Linked DNA regions of Homo sapiens: region 2 is linked to region 1. Evidence: read pairs that join two places in POLR2A ChIA-PET (ENCODE). Cell type or tissue: PC-9. All regions are shown on one strand. Each heading gives the region's core, and the rest is flanking DNA. Links, peaks and the distances in the headings are about the cores only.

What was found. ChIA-PET counts read pairs that join two places held together with the same protein. Peaks named below come from ENCODE experiments on the same cell type or tissue, not always from the same donor. Only the 100,000 strongest peaks of a DNase experiment are listed, where the experiment ranks them.
Region 2: POLR2A ChIA-PET joins it to region 1 with 14 read pairs; 5 of 35 experiments call an interaction of 5 or more read pairs at or near these places.

What each region holds. Positions count from the first base shown.
Region 1 is chr11:70,288,403-70,296,452 of GRCh38, reverse strand. The region is part of intron 2 of PPFIA1 (PPFI scaffold protein A1); the gene reads right to left. Among named protein-coding and RNA genes, the nearest start is that of MIR548K, 8.5 kb to the right of the region's middle. In PC-9, for the core only: no CTCF peak of the experiment used is centred there; no DNase peak of the experiment used is centred there.
Region 2 is chr11:70,229,867-70,237,916 of GRCh38, reverse strand. No RefSeq gene overlaps it. Among named protein-coding and RNA genes, the nearest start is that of FADD, 31 kb to the right of the region's middle. In PC-9, for the core only: no CTCF peak of the experiment used is centred there; a DNase peak (open chromatin) is centred at 4,286; H3K27ac peaks cover 2,141 bases.

The sequences.
Region 1 (8,050 bases), core at 2,218-4,717:
CAGCCTCGGCCTCCAGAGGTGCTGGGATTGCAGACAGTGTCTGGTTCACTCAGTGCTCAATGGTGCCCAGGCTGGAGTGCAGTGGCGTGATCTCGGCTCGCTACAACCTCCACCTCCCAGCTGCCTGCCTTGGCCTCCCAAAGTGCCCAGAGTGCAGCCTCTGCCCGGCCGCCACCCCGTCTAGGAAGTGAGGAGCGTCTCTGCCTGGCCGCCCATCGTCTGGGATGTTAGGAGCCCCTCTGCCTGGCTGCCGAGTCTGGAAAGTGAGGAGCGTCTCTGCCTGGCCGCCATCCCATCTAGGAAGTGAGGAGCACCTCTTCCCGGCTGCCATCCCATCTAGGAAGTGAGGAGCGTCTCTGCCCAGCCGCCCATCGTCTGAGATGTGGGGAGTGCCTTTGCCCCGACGCCCCGTCTGGGATGTGAGGAGCGCCTCTGCCCGGTCGCGACCCCGTCTGGGAGGTGAGGAGCGTCTCTGCCCAGCCGCCCCATCTGAGAAGGGAGGAGACCCTCCGCCTGGCAACCGCCCCGTCTGAGAAGTGAGGAGACCCTCCGCCCGGCAGCCGCCCCGTCTGAGAAGTGAGGAGCCCCTCCGCCCAGCAGCCACCCCGTCTGGGAAGTGAGGAGCGTCTCCGCCCAGCAGCCGCCCCGTCCAGGAGGGAGGTGGGGGTCAGCCCGCCAGGCCAGCCGTCCCGTCTGGGAGGGAGGTGGGGGGGTCAGCCCCCTGCCCGGCCAGCCGCCCCGTCCGGGAGGGAGGTGGGGGGGGTCAGCCCCCGGCCCGGCCAGCCGCCCCGTCCGGGAGGTGAGGGGCACCTCTGCCCGGCCGCCCCTACTGGGAAGTGAGGAGCCCCTCTGCCCAGCCAGCCGCTCCATCCGGGAGGGAGGTGGGGGGGTCAGCCCCCCGCCCGGCCAGCCGCCCCGTCCGGGAGGGAGGTGGGGGGGGTCAGCCCCCCCACCCGGCCAGCCGCCCCGTCCAGGAGGTGAGGGGCGCCTCTGCCCGGCTGCCCCTACTGGGAAGTGAGGAGCCCCTGTGCCCGGCCAGCCACCTCATCCGGGAGGGAGATGGGGGGGTCAGCCCCCCGCCCGGCCAGCCGCCCCATCCGGGAGGGAGGTGGGGGGGGTCAGCCCCCCGCCCAGCCAGCCGCCCCATCCGGGAGGGAGGTGGGGGGGTCAGCCCCTCGCCCGGCCAGCCACCCCGTCCGGGAGGGAGGTGGGGGGGTCAGCCCCTCGCCCGGCCAGCCACCCCGTCCGGGAGGGAGGTGGGGGGGTCAGCCCCCCGCCCGGCCAGCCGCCCCACCCAGGAGGTGAGGAGCGCCTCTGCCCGGCCGCCCCTACTGGGAAGTAAGGAGCCCCTCTGCCCGGCCACCACCCCGTCTGGGAGGTGTACCCAACAGCTCATTGAGAACGGGCCAGGATGACAATGGCGGTTTTGTGGAATAGAAAGCGGGGAAAGGCGGGGAAAAGATTGAGAAATCGGATGGTTGCCATGTCTGTGTGGAAAGAAGTAGACATGGGAGACTTGTCATTTTGTTCTGTACTAAGAAAAATTCTTCTGCCTTGGGATCCTGTTGATCTGTGACCTTACCCCCCAACCCTGTGCTCTCTGAAACATGTGCTGTGTCCACTCAGGGTTAAATGGATTAAGGGCAGTGCAAGATGTGCTTTGTTAAACAGATGCTTGAAGGCAGCATGCTCGTTAAGAGTCATCACCACTCCCTAATCTCAAGTACCCAGGGACACAAACACTGCGGAAGGCCACAGGGACCTCTGCCTAGGAAAACCAGAGACCTTTGTTCACTTGTTTATCTGCTGACCTTCCTTCCACTATTGTCCTATGACCCTGCCAAATCCCTCTCTGTGAGAAACACCCAAGAATGATCAATAAAAATAAAAATTAAAAAAAAAAAAAGAAAGAAAATTCTCACCATTTCCCTTTTGACTTTTTGCCTTTGTCACAAAGCCTCGTTACACTCAAGGTAGGATTTACATCCCCCATTCAAAGACACCAAAATCCTGCTTTCTGTCCCATGTCTAAAGGACGTGGGCATATCCCTTCAGCAGAAACACTGGATTTCCTTCCCAGTGTTCCTCTCCTTTGACCCTCGCCAACTTCCATCACCTCGCCATCTCCAAACGTTCACTCAGGTCTTCTGCAGGTGAATACTGGAATCAAAGTTTACCTTTCTCTACAATTTGCAACAAAAGAACTGTGCAGGCCAGGTGCAGTGGCTCGCACCTGTCATCCCAGCACTTTGGGAGGCCGAGGTAGAAGGATCACTTGAGGCCAAGAGTTTGAGACCAGCCTGGGAAACATGGCGAAACCCTGTGTCTACAAAAAATACAAAACTCAGCTGGGCATGGTGGTGCACTGCACACCAATGGTCCCAGCTACTCGAGAGGCTGAGATGGGAGGATTGCTCGAGCCCAGGAAGTCGAGGCTGCAGTGAGCCTTGATCTCACTGCACTCCAGCCTGGGCGACACAGGAAGACCCTGTCAAAAAAAAAAAAAAAAAGAGAGAGAGAGAGAACTGTGCAGGAACTACAGAGTATTTAAAGAATCAGAGAGCTGAAAGGGATCCAATCGCTAGTCCTAGGGCTTTCCAACTGTCTTCCTAGGACCCCTTCGAGGGCAGGGTAAAGCAGAGGCTGAGGGTCTCAGCAAATGGCTCCCCAGGGCAGCTGACTTTGCCCTGAGCCACTCTGCATGGTTTTACCTATGGAAAAAGACCCTTCGGAGACTGGCTTCTTCCAGAAAGCTTTAAACTACAGGGCCCAGTCCACCCAGTTTATATATGTGGAGAAGTAACACAAGGCTCCAGCAGATTAAGTGATGGCAGACCAGAAGACGCCACTGGCTCCTGAGCCACCTGCTCTCACACTTTGCTAATCAGCAGCTACCACGTGCCAAAGGCAGTGGGGTAGGGGACTGGCCTTGCCACCGCGACTCTATTATGTTTCAAAGCCATTGGTTTTATTTGCTTCTCTATTGTTCCAGTGATTTGTTTCAAGTAATCATCAAAATACCAACGAAATTGCAGGTTAGCAAATTTTAACGTTATGATGGGCCAAGAGTTGATTGATGGGAAACCAAACAATAGTGTCACACACTTGCTATGAAGCCAACATATAGCACACTTAAATCCCCTTGTTCTGCACTGTGAAAAAGTTTCTGGAAAAAGCAATGAAGAAGGGGAAAAAAACTGAAACTTTGAATGCCTTGGATTAACCACGTGGAAGAGCTAGGAACAGAATTAGATGAGCCACTGAAGAACAGGTAGGTAACCGTTAAAAGATCCCGTTTAGGAAATTATTTCATCATTCTAGGATGCATCACTGTGTGTGTGTCTACTGTGTGCCAGAGGCTACGCTCAACACTGGGGACAGAATAGCACCAGGCAGCAGGCCACATGGGCAGGCACCTTGCTCAGACTAGGCTCCCATCCCAGGCAGGGGAAGCCCAAGCAGCTGCCCCGGATGCTCAAAGGTGGAGTAGGTGCAAGGAGTGGAAGGGGATCTAACTGAGAGACAAGTCCCTCCGTTAAAGAACCATAAGTGTGTGCACTCCAGTAATACTATAAGGGGGCAGAGGGGTCTGAAGGATACTGTTGTGCCCACTTTTTCATGCAGTTGAAGAACTCTGGAGTCAGACTGCTTGGATTCAAATACAGCCTCTACCATGTAATATCTATGGGATCCTGAGTGAGTTTCCAATTTCTTCATCTAGAAAATGGGGTCATAACAGTGTCCTGCTTTATAGCACTGTCACGAGGCTTCAGTGGGGGCTCATTCCTATAAAGAGGCTTAGAGGCAATAAACATTCACTATGATCTCATTCTATCTCCCAAACATCCATATACCCAGCCCCTGGACGGTACCTTACACACAGTAGACAATACGAATTTGCTAAAAAATACCCAAATGATTATTATCTCTAATTTACTGTGAGGAAACAGAAGGCTCAGTGATGAGGGAACGTGACAAAGGTAACAAGGGAAAGGGGACATGCGAGTCCAGCTGGCTCCAAGCCCATGCTCCACACAAACCTACTGCTCTCCTTGCCACCCACCCAGCCCGCGCTCCAATGTGGGAATCCACACAGGGGAGGCGGAGTGGAATCTACCTACAGAGGCAGGCAGAAAGGACGCACATGGCCTGCTTCTAAACTATTCACTGGCCGAGTGTGGTGGCTCACATGTGTGATTCCAGCACTTTGGGAGGCCTAGGCAGGGGGGTCACTTGAGCCCAGGAGTTCAAGAACAGCCTGGGAAACATGGGAAACCCTGTCTCTACAAAAAAATACAAAAATTAGCCAGGCGACTGGCCAAGCGCGGTGGCTCACGCCTGTAATCCTAGCACTTTGGGAGGCAGAGGTGGGTGGATCACAAGGTCAGGAGATCCAGACCATCCTGGCTAACATGGTGAAACCCCGTCTCTACTAAAAATACAAAAAATTAGCCAGGTGTGGTGGCACGCACCTGTAGTCCCAGCTACTCGGGAGGCTGAGGCAGGAGAATCGCTTGAACATGGGAGGCGGAGGTTGCCGTGAGCCGAGATCGCACCACTACACTCCAGCCTGGGCGACAGAGCAAGACTGTCTCAAAAAAAAAAAAAAAAAAAATTAGCCAGGCGTGGTGACACATGCCTGTGGTTCCAGCTACTGGGGAGGCTGAGGTGGGAGGATCACCTGAGCCCAGAGAGGTGGAGGCTGTGGTGAGCTGTGACCATGCCACCGCACTCCAGACTGGATGACAGAGTGAGACCCTGTCTCAAAAATAAATAAATAAGTAAACTATTCATTTAAGTCAGCAGATCTCCATCAATCACAAAAAGAAACAGAGGAAGGGCAATGCACTGAATTCCTGTTTGTAAAGTGCCTTCAGGTAACACAAAGAGCACAATGCCTGTCTGCTGAGATCGCCCTCCAGTGTGAACGCCTCAGCATCTATGGTGGAGGAAAATGAGCTGAGCCACAGGGCTGCTAAGTAAAATTTTACTTGGAATTTCTTTAAGCCTTTCTGCATCAATGGGATCTCACACTTAATCACAAGTGAAGTTCTTTAGATTTTAATTTGTATGAAAAGAAATACCACGTCACACTATTCAAATTAATACTCAGGCTATTCGAAATCATCTCATCCTGCCACATCTCTCTTTAAGGGTATGTAGGATACCATGACCTCGGCTGTCATTCATGTTTCCCCCACAAATTATTTTTAAGGTGGAAGAGACTGCACTAGCTTCCTCACAGCACCTTAAGATTTCAAGAGATCGGCTGGGCGTGGTGGCTCACGCCTGTAATCCCAGCACTTTGGGAGGCCGGGAGCTGGTGGATAACCTGAGGTCGGGAGTTCAAGACCAGGCTGACCAACAAGGAGAAACCCCGTCTCTACTAAAAATACAAAATTAGCCAGGCGTGGTGGCATATGCCTGTAATCCCAGCTACTCGGGAGGCTGAAGCAGGAGAGCCATTTGAACCTGGTAGGCAGAGGTTGCAGTAAGCCAAGATTGTGCCACTACATTCCAGCCTGGGCAACAAGAGTGAAACTGTCTCAAAAAAAAGAGATTTCAAGAGATCAATCGCTCAGAAACACTGATTCATCTCAAGTAGAACTTTAACTTTTCTATATGATTCAACAACTTCAGCATGTCACTACTTGAAATCAATTTTTATATTAGTACTGGCAAAGGTTTAAAACTACATAGGCAGGAGGAATAATTGGCCCTTTGCAAAGCAGAAAAACTTGGAAATGTACAATATGCTTCAAGCTCCCAAATTTTCAGAGTAAAATGAAATTTCCTCCTCCGAATAAGAATGAGACTCTGTGAAAAGAGTATGAACTCCATGGTTGGACCTCCCCTGCCAAGAGAACCTCAATCCAAGTCTACAGGATTCAGCCAAGCCCTTACTTTTAGCTACAGGGGAAAAAAATCCACAAAGTGGAAACATTTTGTCCACATCTCTAAATTAGCATTAGCAGGCGCCAACAAAGCCTTAGCTATGCTTCATTTCTGAGAGTGAAAGAAGGCACTGTCACTAATTGCTCCAGGATAACAGGCAAAAACCGGGACTATTCCATGCAAACCAGACACGTCCTCACCCCACCTATCGGAGGTGGGTGCGACAGGGCTAGGTGCAAGACTTCTGAGTTTACATTTTTACAAAGTTCTGGTCTTTTGAACCATGTAAATGTTTTGTGTGTTTGAAAAATAATAAACTTTTTTTTTTTACACAAGGTTTTGCTCTATCACCCAGGCTGGAGTGCAGTGGTATGATCTTGGATCACTGCAACCTCCATCTCTCAGGCCCAAGCGATTCTCGTGCCTCAGCCTCCTGAGTAGCTGGGACTACAGATGTGCACCACCAAGCCTGGCTAATTTTTTTTATTTTTTGTAGAGATGGGGTTTCACCATGTTGCCCAGGCTGCTCTTGAACACCTGGGCTCAAGTGATGCACCTGCCTCAGCCTCCCGAAGTGTGGGATTACAAGTGTGAGCCACTGCACCTGGCTGAAAAATAATAAACTTTTTAAAAAAATGTGTTTTTGAGAGACAGGGTCTTGCTATGTTAACCAGGCTGGCCTCCAACTCCTGGTCTCAAGCGATCCTCCCACCTCAGCCTCTCAAGTAGCTTGGACTGCAGGTGTGTGCCACCACACCTGGTTTGAAAAAGAATAAACTTGGCTGGGCACAGTGAGCCACGCCTGTAATGCCAACACTTAAAAAGCTGGGGCGTGGTGGCGCATGCCTGTAGTCCCAGCTACTTAAAAAGTTTATAAAATGCAAACTCTGAATTAAGAATAAATAGGAACAAATGAACCTGTTTATCAAATTGGTAATTACTTTGGTTATGTTACAACAAATTGTTTTAAACCCATTACTCTAACTATATATTCTTAAGATGTATTTATTTCTAAAGCCAAAAGAATTGCTAAGGAATCCTAAACTTCATTCGAAGGGTTGTTTGTAAGAACAATGTATTAAAATGCTGAACCCATTTTATGAATATCATAGATAAGGAAAACAATGTTAATATTATTAGAAATCAAAATCATCAGTTTAAGCTGTGTAAATATAAAATAAGGGGAAAAAACTTTTATTTTAAAGAATCAGTATGAAATTGGAGGTTTTTTAATGAACATTTTTTTCTAGCTCTGTCCAATGAAAGGACATAAAAGATGCTACCTTCAGCCAGGCACAGGGGCTCATGCCTGCAATCCCAGCACTTTGGGAGGCCAAGACAGGTGGAGTTCTGAGGTCAGGAGTTCAAAACCAGTCTGGCCAACATGGTGAAACCCCATCAATACTAAAAATACAAAAAAAAATTAGCCAAGCATGGTGGTGTGGGCCTGTAATCCCAGCTACTTGGGAGAGTGAGGCAGGAGAATTGCTTGAACCCGGGAGGCGGAGCTTGCAGTGAGCTGAGATGGCGCCATTGCACCCCAGCCTGGGCGACAGAGCAAGACTCCGTCCCCAAAAAAAAAAAAAAAAACAACCAGATGCTACCCCCGTGACAGTGGCCACACCCAGCCCCAAATGCTGATTTCTAAATGCCACTTCCCACTAAAGGGAACCAGGGCTCCTGAGAGGAATGATTTCAGATCTGAGGCAGGAAAAGTACAAAGTAGGCCTGGGACAAATTTCTGTGCCAGAAAGCAATGAAGCACTCAAGAACTAATGGGGTCTTGGCAAAAAGACACAGGAGCCAATCTGAAAGGGACAATATGAGCATCCAAGGAGTAATGACGACGCCTGACTCTAATATGCAGTGTCCTCAGTGACTGAGAGAGCTGGAAAGTGAACAAAGGAGAACACTCTTCTTCACACAGGAATATCTGTTCATCACTGTACACGGACGGACAGCTGGAAAAATCACCTCTTTGCAACTTCCAGGAAGAAGTGATTTGAGCAGGGAACACCATGGACACTAAAACCATGAGGTTGACGGTCTCCCAGGAACAAGTAATTGCAGAGAAAGAGTCAAAGGAGAGGTCTGCAATCACACCTCAGGCAGTGGCCCCACTTTCTATCACCAAGAAGGAGAGCTCTGGGAATTG
Region 2 (8,050 bases), core at 3,022-5,521, 59 kb after region 1:
TCTTTTCTTTTCTTTTCTTTCTTTTTTTCTTTTTTTTTTTTTGAGAGGGAGTCTCACTCTATCGCCCAGACTGGAGTGCAGTGGCACCATCTTGGCTCAGTACAACCTCCACCCACTGGGTTCAAGTGATTCTCCTGCCTCAGCCTCCCGAGTAGCTGGGATTACAGACGCACTTCACCATGTCCGGCTAATTTTTGTGTTTTCAGTAGAAACGGGGTTTCACCATGTTAGCCAGGCTGGTCTTGAACTCCTAACCTCAGGTGATCTGCCCACCTCGGCCTCCCAAAGTGCTGGGATTACAGGCGTGAGCCACTGTGCCCAGCTGTGAATGTTCTTAAGGCCCTTGAACTATACACTTGAAAAGGTTAAGATGGTAATTTGTATGTTACATGTGTATGTTACATGTGTTTACCACCATTTTAAAGAAGGGGACCATCAGCTTCAGAACTGCTGATCCTGATTCACATGTCAGAGGCCACAAGAGACCACAGGACAAGTTTGCAGCTCTGGGTGACAGGACTATGGAGAAGCATCCGGTTAAATAAAGGCCCCTTCTGTCCAGATGGCTGAGACGGAGGGAGGAGACAGAGGCCTGGGGTCCAGCCTGCCTTCCCTTCTTCCCTCCAGTCAAGGAAAGTGACTTTTTTATGATTCTTATTTCCTGAGATGTGAAAGTAAACCAGGGGCCTGGGGGTGCAGGAGAAAGATTTCTTAGGTAGTAAGTCTTTTCCCAAATTATTTATTTATTATTTTATTTTATTTTATTTTATTTTATTTTATTTTTTAGAGACAGAGTAGTGCTCTGTCACCCAGCTGGAGTGCAGTGAGTGGCACAATCATAACTTACTGCAGCCTCCAACTTCTGGGCTCAGGTGATCCTCTCGCCTCAGCCTCTGAGTAACTGGGACCACAGGTGCACGCCACCACATTCTGCTCATGAAAAAAAAATTTTTTTTTTTTTTTTTTTTTTTTTTTGGTAGAGACAGGGGCAGGTCTCACTATGTTGCCCAGGCTGGTCTTGAACTCCCGGCCTCCAGTTTTTCTTCTGTCTCAGCTTCCCAGAGTGCTGGGATGGTGGATGTGAGCCACCATGCCTGACCTAGAAATTCTTAATTAAGTGCCACTACTTTGGAAGGGGGATGAAATCAAGTGGTCGGTCTCTGCCAGGATCTGGAATAGGCTGCTAGGGTTCCCAGGCCCCATGCTGATGATGGATCCCTCTCTCCTGGAGGAGGTGGGGGCGCGTGGCCCCACGGGCTCACTCGGCTTGATGGAGAGGCCTCTTCTGAATGCCCAGCTCCCATGTAACATCCTCTGCTGGTCCCAGGTGCCTCCCCCCATTCACCTGGCCTGGGCTCAGTGCCCCATTCACTGCCCTCTGCCTAATGGTTGGCCTAATGGTTGGCCACTCCAAGTGGACCAATGGATTCTTGGCTTGTCCAACTGTCTCCTGTGAGCTGATTCCTATGGGCCATAAACAGGGTGCGACTTGCACCGAGGAGGGATAGGAAGAGAAGGGACAGATGTGGACAGCCAACCTGCAATGACAGCTGTGGTCACCACAGAGATCCCTTATGGGCAGGTAAGATATTCCAGGCACCAGATGTGGTGGCTCAAGCCTGTAGTCCCAGCTATCTGGGAGGCTGAGGAAGGAGGATTGCTTGACCCCAGGAGATCGAGGCTGCAGTGAGCCAGGATTGCGCCACTGCACTCCAGGCTGGGTGACAGAGTAAGACTCCATCTCTTAAAAAAAAAAAAAAGATATTCCAGTTGCTTTACATCCGTAACCCTCCCAGTGGACGTGAGAGCTATCATCTGTGGCAGACTGTATCTCCCAAAAGGTTATTGCAGCAGTGTCTCCTGTCCCATATACTCTTCCACTTTTCCACCTTTCCAATTTTCCACCTTTCCACTGCCCCATCAAAGTCTAGAGTTTACAGCCTGGACAACATAGTGAAACCCTGTCTCTACCAAAAAATACAAAAATTAGCCAGATGTGGGGAGGTGGAGGTTGCAACAAGCCGAGATGGCAGCACTGCAGTCCAGCCTGGACAACAGAGCGAGACCCTGTCTCAAAAACAAAAACAAAAAGTCTGGAGTCTAATTCTCCTGATTTTGAACCTGGGTGAGTTTGTGACTCACAGGCCACCAAGTGGGCAATTTAGCTGTCCTCAGGCTGTCATGTTGGGAGGAAGCCCATACCGGAGCGTCAGGCAGAACCACCCAGTGGGGCCCTTCCTGAATTCCTGACCCACAGAAGCCCTGAGACACAAGAGACTTACTGGGGTTTTAAGCCACTCAGTTTTGGGGTGATTTGTCATGCAGAAACAGATCATTGGAACATCAGTCCATTTCTCAGGTGAGGAAAATGAGGCTCAGAGTGTACCTTTGGAGTACATTTGTCCAAGATCACCTGGCAAATACATAGGAGAGTCTAGACCTAACCCCAGTCTGTGACTTCAAGGTCTGGGCTCCACTTTGCACCTGAACTTATGCACGAATGCATGTCAGTGACTTTGTCTATACCAGTAAGAAAGCCCCTTGAAGTCGTTTCATATGAAAGCAGTCGGGACACAGCCAGGCTTGGATGGGAAGGCCAGGCCTTGTATGCTGACTATTCTGCTATTCTGGGAGCTGGGCCTCCTTAGCGTCTCAGCCTTAGTCCCTTCACCCAGCCTGTATCTCACAGGGATTCCTTTATTAGTATTGTTTCCTAAGTACCTGGTGTGCCCAGGCTGCTGGTGGGTACATAAAAGTCAAAGGCAGCCGGGCACAGTAGCTCATGCCTGTAATCCCAGCACTTTGGGAGGCTGAGGTGGGCGGATCGCCTGAGGTCAGGAGTTTGAGACCAGCCTGGCCAACATGGTGAAACCCCGTTTCTACTAAAAATACAAAAATTAGCTGGGCGTGGTGGCTCATGCCTGTAATTCCAGCACTTTGGGAGGCCGAGGTGAGTGGATCACCAGAGGTCAGGAGTTCGAGACCAGCCTGGTCAACATGGTGAAATCCCATCTCTACTAAAAACACAAAAATTAGCCGGGCATGGTGGCGGGCACCTGTAATCCCAGTTACTCAGGAGGCTGAGGCAGGAGAATCTCTTGAACCTGGGAGGCAGAGGTTGCAGTGAGCTGAGATTGCGCCACTACACTCCAGCCTGGGAGGCAGAGCAAGACTGTCTCAAAAAAACAAAAACAAACAAAAACCCATCAAAATTAGCTGGGTGTGGTGGCAGGCACTTGTAATCCCTGCTACTTGGGAGGCTGAGGCAGAAGAATCGCTTGAACCCAGGAGGTGAAAGCTGCAGTGAGCTGAGATCGCGCCACTGCACTCCAGCCTGGGCGACAGAGCAGGACCCCACTGCAAAAAAAAAAAAAAAAAAAAAAAAAAAAAGTCAAAGGTGAGTAGGATATGGGCTTCCCTGACATCCCAGGTCCCCAGGCTATAAGGAAGAAGGGCCAGTAAAAAAGTAAGTCGACCACCATCCAACCCATACCCCCATGGGGCATGCTTAATACAGAGGGTGAAGCTGAAGCTCTATCTGCAGCAGGTTCTAGAAGGTCACTCCATCCCCCCCATGAAAGCAGATCCCTTAGCCTCCTAGCCTGACAGACAACAGCAGCACCTGAGATGTCCCAGGGGGTTAATGTGTTCTAAGCACTTAGCATATCGACTGGTCTAACCCTCACCAACACCCTTGAGGAAGGTGCCATTCCTATCCCCATTTTACAGATAGGAAGGACTGAGGCGGAGAAGCTAAATAACTTGCCCAGATCGCCCAGTCAGCAGGAGGCAGGCTCCTGGCGGCTAACTCCATAGCCAACACTCACCCCCGAACAGGGAGTGCCTGGTAAATGTCGACTGAACGGTGATCCGCTGGGGCATCTACGCAGAGATGGGCAATGAGTAGGAGTGTAGCAGGAGAGAGAAGCAGGCATTGGAATTCCTGAGGGTGGGAAGCATTTCTGAAGGCACAGAGAGGCACTAAACATCATCTGCTGGTTGACTCTAGCTGGGACACTCATGATGGCTGACCGTGCCAGGCCCTGGGGAGAGGGAGTAGGGAGGTGGCTCCAGCCTGGACGTGGAGGCACTCCCCAAGGCTGGAGCTTCGCAGGAGGACACTAACCTCCCTGGGATGCCGAGGACTCACACTTCATCCTGGGGCGGTGCGTTCAGCCTGCAGGTGTAGACAGTCAATGACTCCAGTTAATGGTGAGGTGAGGAACTTGGCACTGAACAGTGTTGAGTCACACGGTGAGAACGTCTTTCCCTTTTCAACAATCGGTCAGTCCCTCTGAACAAAGTGAGATTTCATCTCGGGCTAGTGATGACTAATGTCTTCTTAAACAAAGTGAGTAGCCCTCAGTTTCAGAGCCTGGAAGGCAGTGGAGTGTATGACGAGTTTCAGAATGTCACTTTTTTATTGCATTCCTTTTCATAGCCACCTCCTGATTATTCCAAGTGATACTGTGTTTCAATCAAGGTTAGCTTTGTGTAAGTGTCTGAAGTCTCCAAATCACAGTGACTTCAATGAGGGTTTATTTTTCTCATACAAAGGCAACCCTGATGTAAGCTTTCTAGGGCTAGCAGGGAGGCTCTGTAATCTTTAAGAACCCAGGATCCTTCTATCCTGCTGCATTGCTTCCTCATGACCCAATATAGCTGCCTGTGCTCCAGCTATCATGCTTGCATTCCAGGCAGAAGGAAGGAATAAAGGGATGCTGAAGGGCACAATCCTCTCCCTCCTTTAAGGCTGTTTTTAGGAAGTTCCACACTCCATTTCTGCACATATGCAGAACTTAGTCAAAGGGCCACACCTGGCTGCAGGGGAGGTTGGGAAATGCAGCCTTGACTGTCTGCTTAGCTAAAAATTGGGGATCTTGTGTAAAGTGAGAAGGGATGAAAAGATACTGGGTGACACCAGCAATCTTTGCCATAGACTGTTTTCTTTTTGTAACAGAGACACAAAAAATTAAAAATTTTTAAATTTTAAATTTTTAAGAGAGTCGCTTTCAAGATACAGCTAAGTAGATAAAAGGACAAGGCTTTCAAGAAAAAGCTAAGTAGATAAAACGAGAGGGGGAGGTCAGGCGTGGTGGCTCACGCCTATAATCCCAGCACTTTGGGAGGCCGAGGGGGGCGTGGATCACCTGAGGTCAGGAGCTCGAGAGCAGCCTGACCAACATGGCAAAACCCCATCTCTACTAAAAATACAAAAATTAGCCGGGCATGGTGGTGGGTGCCTGTAATCCCAACTACTCGGGAGGCTGAGTCAGGAGAATCGCTGGAACCCGGGAGGCAGAGGTTGCAGTGAGCTGAGGTCACGCCATTGCACTCCAGCCTGAGTGACAGACTGAGACTCCGTCTCAAAACAAAAAACAAAAAAACGACAGAGGGTACATGGCTAAGGCAAAAATTGCCAAGCTGACCCTTGAGTCACTGAGCTTTGGGAAAGGAGCTGTGAACTACGAAAAAGCAAAAGAGGTGTCTCGCCCAAAGACCAGGGTGGGGTCAGGTTTTCTATTTAGGAGGAAATCTCTGGCCCCAGGTAGAAAGGGATCTGGGTCGCCAGGCACTGTGGCTAATGCCTGTAATCCCAGCACTTTGGGAGGCCAAGGCAGGTGGAGCTCAAGTGTGAGCTCAGGAGTTGGAGACCAACCTTGGCAACATGGCAAAACCCCATCTCTACCAAAAATACAAATATTAGTCGGGCCTGTAGCCCCAGCTACTTGGGAGGCTGAGATGGAAGGATTACTGGAGCCTGGAAAGTCAGGGATGCCATGAGCTGTGATTGCACCAGTGTACTCTAGCCTGGGCAACAGAGTGAGCCCCTATCTCAAAAAAAAAAAAAAAAAAAAGAGAGAGAGAGAGAGAAGGATCCAGATCAGGAAGAGACCAGAGATGGGAAGGCTGGGAGGAAGGAGTTTGTTCCAGAAGTGAGCCGGCCAGGGCCAGGGCAGGGGAGCAGGAGGCTGAGTGAGGTGGGAAGGGGCCACTTTCCTCTGAGAAGAAAGCAGCGACCAGGCCCTCCCAGCAAAACTCATCAGGGTCTTGGAAGTGGGAGCCAAGGCCACAGGCGGGGGTTGCAGGTCTGTCCAGGGGTTAAGAAGCGTGCGGAAGCTTTGAAGCAGGTGGGGCTGTAAGACGGCAGGAATGTTAAAGGCCAGGGTCCTCTGCCACACACAGAGGTGAGGCTGCATGAGCGAGTGCAGATAACGAACTAATGAGGCTGGTCATCTGCATGGGGCCCAGGACGTGCCTGGCACAGACAAGATCTCCCCTGCCTCCTTACCCCCTCACAGCACAATAAGCCCACTCCCATCTCCTAGAGGGAAAGTGCTGCCGAGCTCTCTAGGCCTGTCCACAGCACAGCAGATTCAAGCCGAGTCTGGCGGCCCCTGCTCCATCTGCCCTGATGCCACGGACAGCGCTTGGCACACAGAGGGAGGCGCACGTGCCTGCGGGTGGACGAAAGAATGAATGGAAGGGTCAGCTCTCGCTTCTGCACCTGAGCATCGTCCAGCGAAATCTCACAGGACAACGGCAGCCTCAGCTTCCCTCCCACAGGCAAGCTCATGGTGGGAAGGGTTTGATTTTCCCAAAATAAAAGGGTGTGGGGCCGGAAGTGTGGCTCAGTGGCCCCTCCCTGGCTCCTCTGTGCAGGCAGCCAGCAGACAGGTTTATTTTCGATGCTGGCTGGCGCTTTCAGTGGAGTATTTTTGGAGTGTCCACAAGCCTTGTTTTAGTTTTCATGGCTATTCTCATGCTGCTGTGAAGTCACCTGGTCCCTCATGCTCCTGGTGACTGCCTGCTGTAAGACAGGGACAGTGGCTGGTCAGTCTTCCCTGGGAGTCCCCAGAAAGGGACGGAAAACCGCCAAGGACTGTGGACTGCGATGGGCTTTGCCCCTGCCCCAAGCTGGGCCACTGTCTGGGCCTGCCGTGCCTGTCTGGGAGCTAGAAGCTTGTGCAGGGCAGGGCAGCCTGCAGAACATCCAGGTGGTCTGGGTCCCAACCCACACTCCTCCACTTCCTAGGGGGCAACCCCCATGCTAATCACCAAACCTGTCAAATGGGACAAGCAGAACCTTCCTTAATAACAGCTCAAGATTCCCCTGAGACTAAAATGAGATGCTAGCCCTCAAAGAACTTTGGGGAAAAAACAAAGTTACTAGGCAGCCTTAATTAACACAGGCCATTCTTCCTAAGTGATAATATATGATTACGCGTTCCCCATAACAGCCAGAAAGTTGACTACAACCTTTAGGAATCTAGTTGTTTTCTTTTCTCATTTTCCAGTGAACAACCACGTGCTTTGGATCTCTAATAAAGTGGGACACTCTTTCATCATGTCATTGTCCTGCGTAAAGGATTTTGCTGGCTCCTTTATTTTTATTTTTATTTTTAAGGAACTGAGTTTCTCATTCAGCTCCTAAGTTTGTACCTTCAAAGCCTGGAACTCAGTATTGCCTAAACCCCCTTGGAGGATTTATAAAAGGCAGAAATAGCACTCTATTAACTCTTTTTCCTATCAAAAGCAGCTCTTGATTGGACTTAGGACCTGTGTTGGCAGATCAAAAGAGAAAGCGAGGTCAAATTTGAGGTTCTCTGTGGCATCGGTATACTGTAATGGAATAAATGTCCTGAAGAAGCAAAAAAGAAAGAAAAAAAAGAAACTGGGTCTCTCTCTGTCACCAGGCTGGAGTGCAGTGATGCGATCACGGCTTGACCTCCTGGGTCAAGTGATCCTCCTGCCTCAGCCTCCTGAGTAGCTGGGACTACAGATGCACATCACCACGCCCAGCTAATTTTAAAATTTTTAGTAGAGATAGGGCATCACCATGTTGCCCAGGCTGGTCTCAAATTCCTGGGATCCAGCAATCCTCTTGTCTCGGCCTCTCAAAGTGTTGGGATTACAGGCTTGAGCCACCACGCCCGGCCTGCCGGCTCCTTGGTGTTTAAAAGATAAAATTCCGGCCCTCACTCTACCTCCAGGCTCCAAGCCCTCTCCTAAGTCTTTCTGGAACCGGCTTGCTTAGAGCTTGCCGCCT